2 separate regions of the Mus musculus genome follow, and region 2 is linked to region 1. Evidence: chromatin contacts called from ENCODE Hi-C or POLR2A ChIA-PET data. All regions are on one chromosome and are shown on one strand. Each heading gives the region's core, a stretch centred on a gene start or an enhancer-like site at or near the end of the contact. The rest is flanking DNA. Distances are from core to core; before and after follow the strand shown. Region 1 overlaps H6pd (hexose-6-phosphate dehydrogenase (glucose 1-dehydrogenase)). Region 2 has its middle 50 kb from the start of Gm42354.

Region 1 (6,182 bases), core at 1,031-3,530:
GGAACGAATCTCATCTTCAGCCGGGTACCCCCAAATACTACAGTTAAAATGAGCCCAGGCAGAACAGCGCAGAGCCTCCCAACTCACTGCCAGTTCAGGTTGGGTTCTAACTCCTGCCCGCCATCTTCCCCCACTGGATAAGCTGCCAAACCAATCTACGAGCCAAGTACCAAGGTCCCGGGCCACAGCACGACCTTGGGGGCTGAGACGCTGGTACAGAACTGTGGAGGGCAGGGAGCTGGGGGAGAAGAGAGCAGAAGGCAGATAAATGGGCCTGTTTTCTCCAGTTCAGCTCGCAGTCTCATGACCTGTGCAGCCTGTGACCCCTGGGGACAGCAGCCCTCCCCTGGACAGTCATTCCCAGAGCAGGCAGGGGCTGACCAGTACTGCTCTCCTTTCCCCACCCACGACTCATTCCCTGGAATGTTGCCAGGTGATTTTTCTAGTAGTGAGCGGAGGCCTGCAGGGGTGCCAGCTGTCTAAGATGAAAACGCAGCTGCGGATCTGCTGCAGAGCTGCTCTGAGGGGCTCGCACACTCCGCGGGAGACAAAATCCAAAAAAGGTTCCTGGAAATTAAGCTCTAAGAAGTAACCCCATGAGGGTTTTCTGGAGGCTTCTTCATTCCCTTTTGCATGGCACACCCCCGACTCTCTGTCAGAGTCAGAGAAAGAAGGCAAAAGAGCATGGGGGAGCTCAAGGCCTGTCAGGCTGCGGAGGAGGCCCTCCTGGGAGAGCGCTAAGATATCAGTCCAAGTGGAAGGCAGCTCTGATTCCACTAATTTGGGGAGCAAAAGTGAGAAGAGAGTATTTTCTCCAGAGCAATAGTAAGCCGGAAATTGGGGCTGGAGAGCTGGCTCTGTGGTTAAGAGCACTGGCTGCTCTTCCAGAGGACCTGGGTTCAATTCCCAGCACCCACATGGCAGCTCACAACTGTCTGTAACTCCAGTTCCAGGGCATCTGATACCCTCACACAGACACATAGGCAGGCAAACATGCACATAAAAATTTTAAAATCATTTAAAAAAAAAAAGAAGAAGAAGCAAGAAATTAACAAGATGGGACTACTTAAAGTGCAGTTACCAGGAACATTTGCCTGGAATTAGAAATCAGGATCTAGCCTGGAGATGCTAACTGGCATGTCGCCCCAAGGAGGACAACTTCTGCCATTTGTATGCCCCTGTGTCCTTCCCATAGTGGACTCACAGGCCTACCCAAGGAACCTGACTCAGCCATGTGAGCCCTTCATGGGTCCCCTGGAAAGGAACAGGCCCCACAGGGTGCTGGCATGGCTTCTAGAATCTAACATACAGTTTCTGGACAACACTGGACATTTTCCCAGTTTCAAATCTTCAGTCACTAAGGCCCTGCCACGTGGCACACTGGGCTATTGGCAGGACAAGGTGTGCCTGTGCATAGCATTTAGCATCTGCCCATCAGTGGGGAGACCACAGAGCCACCAGGCAAGGTGCAGACTTTTGCTTCCATTGTTTCAACAGGGAGTGAGCAGGGTGCAGTTAGAAGATCCCAGGCGGGGTCAGAGCCAGCCCAGGGTTACGGCCTGCAGGCCAGTGCTAAGCCACAGCTACAGGGACCCTAAGGGAGCCAGAAGTGAATCCAGGGAGGGAAGGCTGTGTCCCAGACACAGTGACCACATGTCCCTCTTCCCTTCCCCAGGAACCTGGACACCTTGTCCTGTCTTCCCAGCCTCAGATCCCCACTTCCAGACAGGCAGGAGGCTGGCAAAGGCTGTATTCGTCACACTGTTTATCAACTCAATGTTAAGTGGTTTGCAAGCAACAATTTTTTAATGAAAATTTTTAAAAAAATAGAGGGTATCCCAGGTCTTAAGGCTGAGAGCTCCTTCCTGAGACAGATTCGTACACAGATGTGACTGATTGGTAAAGCCCTGCTGGCTGTGGATGATGGTTCAGAAAGTCTGAAGAGCAGCATCTTCCGTGGTCCTGGCTCTGAACATCACTCCTTCCTAACCCGGGGCAGAAAGGGAAAGGGCACACACAGGTGCATGCCAGAGAACACAGACAATGTCCCCCACCAACCTTTCCAATGAAATTTTATTTGTGCTTGCTTCCGGAAAGGAGATCTTTGGTATTTCCCCCACACTGGCCTCCCCTGTGCAGAGACTCCCCACAGACAGAGGCGAGTCATTCATCTGGATAAGAACGGGACATTCTAGGCTCAGGCTGGGCAGTGACTCACCGTTATTCAGAATGGTGACACAGAGCCTGGGCACCCTCTCTCCTGAGGCATGCAAGGCCCCTTGCTCTCTGATGTTGCAACTGCAGAAGGCCGAGTCCCTAAGAACTGATGAAAACGCACTGGGCTAAGACGCCTGAGAGGCAGTGAGCAAGAAAAGCGAAGAAAAGACGTTTGGCACTAAAACCCGCCTCCTGGGTGGAATGTGAGTGGTGGCACGTGGGCTCCCCCACATGGCTAAAGGTGGAACTTCACCTGCGACTACCTGCATCCAAGCCTGAGCAAAGCAGGCCAGGAAAGGACCCCAGGGCGTTCCTCTTTTCTGCCAAGGAATAGAGGTGTTCTGTCAGTCTGGGTCACTGGAGGTCAGAGTAAGCAGAATTTCAACAAGAGTGCCTTTCATACAGAGCCCTCAGCTCAGGCTACACTCTATGCACACATCTCTAGTGAAAGCAAGAATTCTTTTCCATGTGCTGTCTGGGAGAAAGTACAATCAAATAAAAGGAGAGAAACAGATTTCCTGACGCTCCTCATCACAGGAAACCTCTCTATGGGAAAATTCTGAAAGACACGGAGACTCTGTGACTGACACATAGGTAACTGTGAGGACGGGCCATCCTAACCCTTCTGGGCCTTCCCTTGTTCACATGACTCAGCAGGAGGCCTAAATGAAAACTGTATGTGCCCTGAAATGTTTATGTTGTTGGCCCTGGAGGGGACTGAAGTTAGGAGCTGCCTGTAGTGTTCCCAGTGGTACCAGGTTCGTCAGTAAGAATGGTGGAGATGCCCGGCAGAGGAGGGGCTGCTGCCAGACTTGAAGCCAGAGAGAGGTAGTGTGAGGAGGGCTAGCTGCAGTCTGCCCTGATGCTGGCAATTGGCCACATAAGCCCTAGAAAGAGGCTGTGATCTGGAGTCACCCCCGACCCAGGAGCAGACAGAGCCCTCCCGTCTAGATAGATCAGAGATGCCCGACAGCCCAATGACAGCATAACAGTTCTTAGTGGGAAAGGGAGCCCCGGTCTCTAGATCTGGGGGAACTTCTGACGTGGCAGTGTCTGTGTCTGTAGAGAGGGAGAGGCTGAGGGGTAATGGGGAATACTGAGGACAGTGGGTGTCCTCCCAGAGTAGACAGAAGCTGCCCGGAGGAGCGCTGGATCTCAGCTAGGTGCACAGAGGGATGATGGGATACCAGAAGAGGCAAGGCGCCCGGTGCAGGCTCAGGATTGTGTCTACTCTGCTGGCCTGGCTCAGAGCAAGACATTCACCAGGAGTCTCTGCACCCTGCTCCCCATCAACACTGGCCCCTCTTTCCACAGAAACCAGTTTGAAGATCGCAGGCCAGTCTTGGCAGGCCACTTTGGTTCTTTAGCGTGGAGCCTTCGCCCAGTCTTACTGTGTGTTGTAGCTACTGGTGTGTAACTGCTGGAGGCCTTAGTCCCTCTCCTATCTGGGTTTTGAGGCCAGAGCTCTACCTTGTTTCCATGTGCAGGCACCGAAATTCCCGAGAACCAGTGGGTCCAGGAAGTCGGCACAGAGTTTTGTCCTCCCTTCTCTGGGGCCTGACTCTGGTACCAGGCTCCACACAGCTGAGGCACAGTGGGCAGCTAAAGAGGAAGGCTGAGAGTGACTAAGACCAGGATGGTACTGTCATCCCAGAAAGGCCTCGTAATCCATGTACCAAACCAGCTGCCCAGAAAGAGGCACCACACCTGAGATGGGCCACTTCTTGGGTTCATGGCCCACGCGGCTCACCAACGTTGTGATCTCACGTTTTGTCCTGCCCATGACCAGGACAGCTACCTTCTTGGCTCGGTTGATGAGGGGCAGGCTGAGGCTCATGCGTTGGTGTGGCCTGAACGGGCTCTCCGTCAGCACCACCAGCTGATCACCATCCAGGCCTGTGGGGGACTGTGGGAACAGAGAAGCTGTGTGCCCGTCGGTGCCCATGCCCAGGAGCACCAGGTCGAAGCTGCTGTTGGCCACCAGGGCTGAGATCTCACTGGCATAGGTCTGAGCTCCCTGGTCCTCCTCGGCACAGAGCCGCTGGTGCAGGTGCACTGGCATCGGGTGGATGTTGTAGTAGGGTACCCTGACGTGCTGTAGCAGGTGAGCCTGCAGGCCCTGGAAGTTGGAGTCTGGATCTGAGAGAGGGACACAACGCTCATCAACCAGCCAGAGGTGTGTGTGGGCCCAGGGGAAGCTGTAATGTCCTGTGGCCAGCTGCTGGAAGAGAGCTATGGGGCTCGAACCACCTGACAGTGCCAGGTGGAACTTGCCGAAGTGCCGTACTGCCTGCACCGCGGCGGCTTCAATGTCACTGGCCAGCTTAGAGATCAGCTCCTCTGGCCAGGCGGTAATCAGTGGGCTCTGTCTATACCGGGCCCCGAGGACCTGGAAGTCACTGGGCTTTGGGACTGAGCCTAGATCTGGTATCAGCACCTCCAGCTGCTGCTGGGAGAAGGTCAGCTGACCACCGCTAAACTCAAAGTCCAGCAGCTGGCCATTCTCGGCTCCCCCTGGGTATGGGCGTGGAACTTCAAAGGCCAGGCTGTCCAGTAACGGGGTCCAGAAGACCCAGGAGGCCAAGAGGTTCTCTGTGGTGATGAAGGACTCCTTTCGGCAGTGGAAGATGTGCGACAGGAGGGTGGAGTAGGCGTCTTGCTCCCGCACAGGCCTGTAGGCGTAGTAATCAGACAGAGGACGGCCGAACAGGCGGAGCCCAGGCTGGTCCTGCACCTCCTTCCACTTCTGAGTGGGTAGTGAGGGTTTGAACAGGTTCCGGCTGACCAGAATGGCAGGGTGGCCCAGCTCACCGTGTCCAATGTAGAAGATAATCTGCTGGGGCAGGCACCGGCTCTGCTCCGGCACCCAGTGTCTCTCGCTCTGGGTGCAGTACGCCCGATTCTTAAACACAATCCGAACATAGCCCACTCTCTCATCCAAGGCCTTGCCAGACATCAGGATGAAAGGGACACCCTCCCAGCGCAGGTTGTCGATGTGGACAAGGACACCTGAGGTGGGGAAAGAGCAGACATCACAGCCTGAGAGTGACATCACAGCCTGAGAGTGAGCTTTGCAGCCCACCTTGCACCTGGCAGCCCTGCCGAGCAAGCCCTGTCTTGCTTTGCCTTCAGCGTTCCCTGCCTCTTCTCAGGCAGGGCTGGAAACAGCTTGTGGGGCTAATTCTACAGCAGAACACCAGCACTCTGAGGTCCCTCCGAGACCCTCTGGTCTAACCAGGCTGGGTGCCTGCCTGCCTGCCTGCCATGGGAAGTTCTGTGGTGGGGCAGAAGTGGTGGGAGGCATGTTGGGCCTTGATGGGTAAGGGCACTGTCCTGAGGAAGGGCAGTTCTCTTGGTGTGAAGCCCCCAGGATGCCAAAACAAGGGCAAGCATGAGGGGAGACCAGGTGGGTGGGGAGGAGATGAAGTAGTCCGTGGGGTGGGGTAACATGTGCACGTGTGTTTAGGCAACAGTCATAGGAGCCATGACACACAGAGTCAAGCCTTGCCTCTGTGCCTTCACATACAAGGACAATGACTATACTTGCCTTGTGGGTGTGTTGGGACTAAGGTGAGGCACATACACTGTCTGCCACATCAAATGGACTCTAGATGGCCATGCCCTGTCTCTGCCTTCTAACAGCCAGCCATTCTCCCTAAATCCTCCTGGGACCTTCCAGGTAGCTCTAGCAGGTATCTGATGGCCAATGTGGTGTCTCTCCACAGGACCATTCCTTGGCTGTGGCTGGGTAGAACTCTGTGCCTCATCATAGAAGTGACAAACACAGCCCACCACGAAGGTGGTTCCTATCCGAGTCCCACAGATTTCCTGGGACTGCATGGAGCCTGAGGTAGGTGACCTGCAGCTTTAAGCTGGCAACAGGCCTAGGAGGTGAAAAGATCTCCCGGAGTCCCACACTGCAAAGGGCACTTGGTGGACCAGTGGCCTCCAGCTGCTGGTGGCCC
Region 2 (6,182 bases), core at 2,457-4,956, 140 kb before region 1:
CTGAGATTCTCTATCTTGATTTGTACACAATCGGAAGAGAACTGACTTGAGCTTCCAAGACCTCAAAGGCCACTCCCACAGTGACACACTTCCTCCAGCAAGGCCACAAGTCCTAATAGTGCCACTCCCTATGGACCAAGCACTCAAACACACCATTCCTATTCAAACCACCACACCACTCTAGGGTTGAGTGGGTAGATGTTTGTTTGTGTCCCCCCAGGAATAGTTCACAAAGACTCCCAAGGCTCTTCCCCACAGCCCCGTTTCTTGTTCTCAGTAAATATAGAAGGATTTGGTATTAGTTATTTCTCTCATTGATGTGACAAGATGCTTGGCATGAAGCCATGCAAGGAGGAAGGGTCCATCTTGGCTCACAGTTTGAGGATTACAGTCATCGTGTTAGGGAAGGCCGATGATGAACACAGACTCCCTTACAGTCCTTACCAGAGGTTTATTTCCAAGGCGATTCTAAATCCCAGCTGAGGAATGTTCCCATTTAACCACCACAGACCTTTTCAAGTCTGATGGCCAGTATTTTTAAACTTCAAGAAAAATAATGTACAAAATTGGGTGTATGAATACTGAAAGCCAACACACCCTGTGGGTTTTTTCTAGCGAGCCTATGCTAGGGCAGAATCCCATGGATTTCTGAGAGTTGTCTAATGGTCCTTCAGACTCTCTCTGAGGAGGAAGTGCTGGCCTCCTCCAGGTGTGAACATCAGGGCATAGTGAGGACTGTCTTCCCTAACCCTTCCAGCCACCAGGGATGACCCATCCAGAAATCTTGGGATGCTCATCCGGGGGAGTGGGGTTTGCCACGAAACCTATCACCTGCACGGTGTGTATAGCAGATCTCTAATGGCTCTCAGTTCCCACCAAGAGCACTCCATACCAAGGCTATGTGCTAACAGGTGTGTCATTGATGGAAGTCGATTTGGAAAGGCGTGCAAACCTGAGTCTGGAGAGATTCCAGCAGCGTGTGTACAGATGTGTACAGAACTCCCAGGAACTTCCTCTAGACATCCCACTGGGTCATGAAAGGATCAAATCTCTCTTTTGGCCTTTTGTGCACATTTCCTCTGCAGCCGGGGAAAGCCCTGTGTTGATGTGTAGAAGCCATGCTCTCTCTCAGATACTCTGAACCTCTCAATCTTCTGGGGACCAACCATTCAGCCATCCAACCTGTGTGCTTTTGTTATGGGAGTACAGAGATATGGGTTCAACTTCGATGATCCATGATGTCTGTGCAGACACAGCTTGGTAGGAAACCCATGGCCCCTGTGGCAATGTCTGGGTAGGACAGAGGAGGGACTCTTTTCCTGCGACTGTGGGCGGCTCCTGGGAACAAGAGGCCTTCAGTCTCCTGACTTTCCTTTGGCCTCAGCCCTTGTAGAGTGTGTTCATCTCTCTCTCTCTCTAAGATGGACACCTCCCTCTTTTCTTGGATGGAATCTATATCATGTCTAAGTGGCTCCATCAGGGAAGGTGTGAGCTCTGAGTGGCCACAGGAGGAACTATGGATCTTGTTCTTCCCCATGGTGGGGCTAGGTCCCCTCAGTGGGATGCCCTCTGGGTGCATTTGGTCCTATTCTCACCAGAGGGCGCCACGACCCTCCTTTATCACTGTCCTGACCTCTGTCCAGGCACACCTTCACTGGTGAGTCTCACAGTTCAGAACGCCAAAGCCTAGCCTTCACCATTCCTACCAGAGAGCCAAATGATCTCCTTAGGGGGAACTGACTTTTCTTTGGGAAAATGAGCAATTTTTGAGTTTGGCAACATCCTCAATATCAGTATAACAGGAACTGACCTCTCTCCTGTATTTCCATTTCAATTTAGGTCTAAAAACCAGCCCCAGCCCCTTCGAGGACAGCATGGGACTCTGCATGATTAAGAGACTCCCTGGGGGTCAGGCACGATGGTGCATGCTTGAAATCCAGGCAGCTGTACTCAGGAGGCGCACGAGTTCAAGGTTATCCTAAGACATAGCAAGTTTGAGGCCAGCCTGGGTTACATGAGACTGTCATAAAACAAACACCCAAACCTGCCAGAGATTAAAACAAGATAAAAGACCCCCTCCTCCAAAAAAACAAAAACAAAAACAGCCTCTCAAGACATGGCCCTGGCAGAAAGCTGTTGGGTACCACTCTCAATCAGACTGACGCAAGCTGCCATCCCGACAGTGGGGCACCTTCTCTTAGGAGGTAGTTTTCTTTTTTGGTCACTGTTAGTTGTTAAGTAGGAGACGGCAATTAAGGCCTTTAAGCCAACACAGATGGGGCTTACTCCGCATTGGTACCAGACAGAGGAGGGTGGCCTGGTGAAAGAATTCCTCCAGTCACAGATCATGCTGTCTACAGGACCCCATGAGTGAAGGATGCCCAGAAGAGCATTTGGGAGAACTAAATATATATAACATACGTGTGTGTGTGTGCATGTTTGGGTGTGTGGGAAGTGTCAGTGTGTGTGTGTGTGTGTGTGTGCATGTTTGGGTGTGTGGGAAGTGTCAGTGTGCGTGTGTGCATGTTTGGGTGTGTGGGAAGTGTCAGTGTGTGTGTGTGCATGTTTGGGTGTGTGGAAAGTGTCAGTGTGTGTGTGTGTGTGTGTGTGCGCATGTTTGGGTGTGTGGGAAGTGTCAGTGTGTGTGTGTGTGTATGTGTGTATGTGCGTGTGTGTGCATGTTTGGGTGTGTGGGAAGTGTCAGTGTGTGTGTGTATGTGTGTGTGTGTGTGTGTGTGCATGTTTGGGTGTGTGGGAAGTGTCAGTGTGTGTGTGTGTGTGTGCATGTTTGGGTGTGTGGGAAGTGTCAGTGTGTGTGTGTGTGTGTGTGTGTGTGTGTGTGTGTGTGTGTGCATGTTTGGGTGTGTGGGAAGTGTCAGTGTGTGTGTTGCAGAGCGGAAGGTTCTGGATTGGATATCACCTGCAGTACAGAGTTTACTCCCCCCCCCCCCCCCAGAACTCTATCTTGGGAGAATCTACATACTTGGCCCTTGACCTTTTACCTCAACCCTGACCCTTATTCCAGCTCTAATCCTCATTTTAGTCCTGTGTGTGTGTGTGTGTGTGTGTGTGTGTTTGTAAGTGTATGTATGTATGTACATGTGTGTGAGCCTGTGTGGTTTCCAACTCTCTGCTAGGCAGCTGGCGTAGCTGCACCATCTTTGCATGTAGATGATGCTACCAGAAGAGGTATCCAACCTCTATGATCCCCAGGAGGGGATGGGTAGGTCTGTGGGTGGACCCACAAATCTCCATTCTATCTGACCTTCTCACATGAATCCTGAAAAGCCAGGTAAACTTTGGCTGGCCCTGGGGTCGCCCCATTATCCCCCTCCCTCCTGATACCCGCCGCCATCACTCTCCAGGAATAGCTGCATCCCTTATGTTGACTCTTGGGTTCTTGCTCCCTAGGACTGGATGGATGTTCACTCATGGTTTCCACGACACTGTTCCTCCTGGCCACTGTAAGGAACAAGGCCTTATGCTCCTGGCCCCAGGGCCCACTCAGCACCTGGCATTCGGGGCCACCAGCTGAACCAACTGTCTGGGCCGTGAGGGTGGGAAATGCTGTTGCTGCAGGATTTGAAGCCCCCTCCCCAGAGAGGGCAGCATTGAGTGGCAGACCTCTTTGGGCTCATTTTCCTACAGTTCCTAGTAGAGATCGCTCCCTTTTCCCATATCAGAAAACAGCTGTTCTGCTGGCTCCCCCGGCATGTGCCAGCACTATAAATACCCCCCAGCCTTGGCACAGGGACCTGGGGAACTTGGGAAGTTAGAGCCCTGGGCTGTGCGGGCAGTGGGAGGGAGAAGCATTGCCCAACTTCCCCCCTCTCAGCCTCCAGGCACAGGCTGGCCCTGCTTCCCACGGGCTAGGAAACCCCCGCAGTCCTCCTAGGAATCTGGCAGAGACAGCTTCAGCAGCCCTGGTGGTGTTTAACACACTGTCTAGTGCGGTCCAGTCAGCTCCCACTGTTGGAGACAGTGAGGCTCAGTGGGAGCCAAGGCACTGGTTCCAGCTGGATTCTTATAGGGGGGAGTGTGAACAGGAAGGAGTAGCTTTTGTTCATGATAGGATTGGCTTTATTTAGGCTTGATTTTTTTTTTTTTTGATGAGTTCTTATATAACCCAGGCTAGCCCTTGAACTAACCCTTGTCTGAGCAAGGCCCTCCTGCCCTGTTGGAGCAGGTGTGTCATTGTGGGTGTGGGCTATAAGACCCTCATTCTAACCTGGAAGTCAGTCTTCTGCTAGCAGCCTTCAGATGAAGATAGAGAGCTCTCAGCTCCTCCTGTACCATGCCTGCCTGGATGCTGCCATGCTCCTGCCTTGATGATAATGGACTGAGCCTCTGAACCTGTAAGCCAGCCCCAATTAAATGTCCTTATACGGGTTGCCTCGGTCATGATGTCTGTTCACAGCAGTAAACTAAGACATGGATCTGGAACTTTCTGTGTAGCCCAGGCGGGTCTCAAACTTGTACCACTCCTTCCTGCTTCAGTTTCTTCCCCAGGAGCAGGAGAGAGGGGAGATGGCTCAGTGGGTAGACGCTCTTGCCTTGCAAGCCTGAGCACCTGGGCTTGATCTGTGTAACAATGAACTAATGACCTCAAGCTGCCCTCTGAACCCCATGTCATAACATTGTCCCCCTAACAATAACAAACAAAGAAAGAACACAAATAACATAAAGAGGAGAGAGGAGGGAGGGAGGCCTCCTTCAGGGCACCCTTTGCTTAGCTTGCCAGTGTAAGCTGAGCTCACCTGTACCTCAGCTGCCTGCTAAGATACCCTGCTCTGCTGTTCTTATGGACTACGTGAGTCAGGCGCCCTCTGGTGCCATGGTTTGCTTACTGCAGCCTGAGAGGGCGATAGCTCAGCAAGCAGATAAAGGTCCAGCCTGACAACCCTAGTTCAGTTTCCGGAACTCATGTGCTGGAAGAAGAAAACTGAGCCCTGCAAGTTGTCTTCTGACCTCCACATGTGCACGGCGGCTTGTGTGTACCCACACACATATGCAAACACTTACACATATAATAAATTAAAAATTCCATTTAGAAGTTATTCTATTTAAGCCAGATTTGCTTTTATTCTATTACAGCCTTTATTATAATACAATTTATTCATAAATTGTGAAACTCACTAAGAATCTAAGTTCTTGGATTTTTTTTTCTTCTTCTTACTTTAAGATCACCAGCCCCCTGCTATTCTTGGGATGCTTTCCCTTGTTAACAAACTAAAAAAAAAAAAAAAAAAAAAAAAGAAAAGAAAATCACTACATCTAGATAATTAGTCACTACTATAGCAAAATCAGAGGTTTAGCCATGGAAATATGAAGAGAAAGTCAGGTGTGAGTGTGCAGCCAGGTGTGATGGTGCATGCCTTTGAACTCAGAACTTGGGAGGCAGAGTTGAGCAGATCTTTATGATTTCAGGGTCCCTGTGGTCCATATGATCTAAGTCTAGGTTGGCCAAGGCTACATAGTGAGTCTCTGTCTCAAAAAGAGAAGGAGGAAGTAAAGAAAAGAAAAGAAAAGAAAAGAGAAGAGAAGAAAAAAGAAAAGAGAAGAGAAGAGAAGAGAAGAGAAGAGAAGAGAAGAGAAGAGAAGAGAAGAGAAGAGAAGAGAAGAAAGGAGACACACATCGCTGTGGAAGAAGTCTGTCTAATTCTGATTCCAACGTTCTGGAAAAGACACAACTGTGGAAACAGGAAACAGATCCCGAGTGGCCTGGGGTTGGGATGCAGCCTCGGCTTACACAATTTATTGGTCACTGAAACTCCCTTGTAGGATACAATGAAGCAGAAGTATACTTGTGGATTGTGAAACTCTGACAATGAACCCTAATGTGATATACACACTTGGGGCAATAACAGTGCGGTCACGTGGTTTCATGGGCACGGGATGTCCCAGTGGGTTCAGGATGTTTATGGCCCAGGAGCTCATGTGCAGGGTGGGTAATCTCAACTCCCTACTGTCTGCACATTTGACTGTGACCCTGAAACTGCTCTAGATGGCAAGGCTAGTTGAGGGGGTCCTTCCCTAGGGTGCATGAAGCCCTAGGCTCCACCCCAACACCTCTAGGCTCCACCCCCAGCACCACTAGGCTCCACCCCCAGCACCACTTCCACCCAGTGCAGTGGGGTGGTACATGCCTGTAACCCCAGCACTCAAGACAGAGAGGAAGGAGA

Evidence for each region. A loop is a pair of places that touch in the nucleus more often than their neighbours do. ChIA-PET counts read pairs that join two places held with the same protein, here RNA polymerase II (POLR2A).
Region 2: a map of ES-E14 shows a loop between it and region 1 (2.0-fold over the local background). The contact joins two enhancer-like sites. A Hi-C loop is called at or near these places in 2 of 37 maps with a recorded cell type or tissue (ES-E14 and T-helper 17 cell). POLR2A ChIA-PET finds 5 or more read pairs at or near these places in 2 of 5 experiments (Patski and embryonic stem cell).

What each region holds. Positions count from the first base shown.
Region 1 is chr4:149,977,696-149,983,877 of GRCm38, forward strand. It overlaps H6pd (hexose-6-phosphate dehydrogenase (glucose 1-dehydrogenase)), which reads right to left. Exons shown (of 5, transcript NM_001291004.1): 5 at 1,779-5,226. The coding sequence ends at 3,863. Among named protein-coding and RNA genes, the nearest start is that of H6pd, 22 kb to the right of the region's middle. Within about 2 kb of position 2,281, at least 1 of the 3 ENCODE cell types and tissues checked has a DNase peak (open chromatin) inside an H3K27ac peak, as active enhancers do.
Region 2 is chr4:149,837,270-149,843,451 of GRCm38, forward strand. No RefSeq gene overlaps it. Among named protein-coding and RNA genes, the nearest start is that of Gm42354, 50 kb to the left of the region's middle. Within about 2 kb of position 3,707, at least 1 of the 3 ENCODE cell types and tissues checked has a DNase peak (open chromatin) inside an H3K27ac peak, as active enhancers do.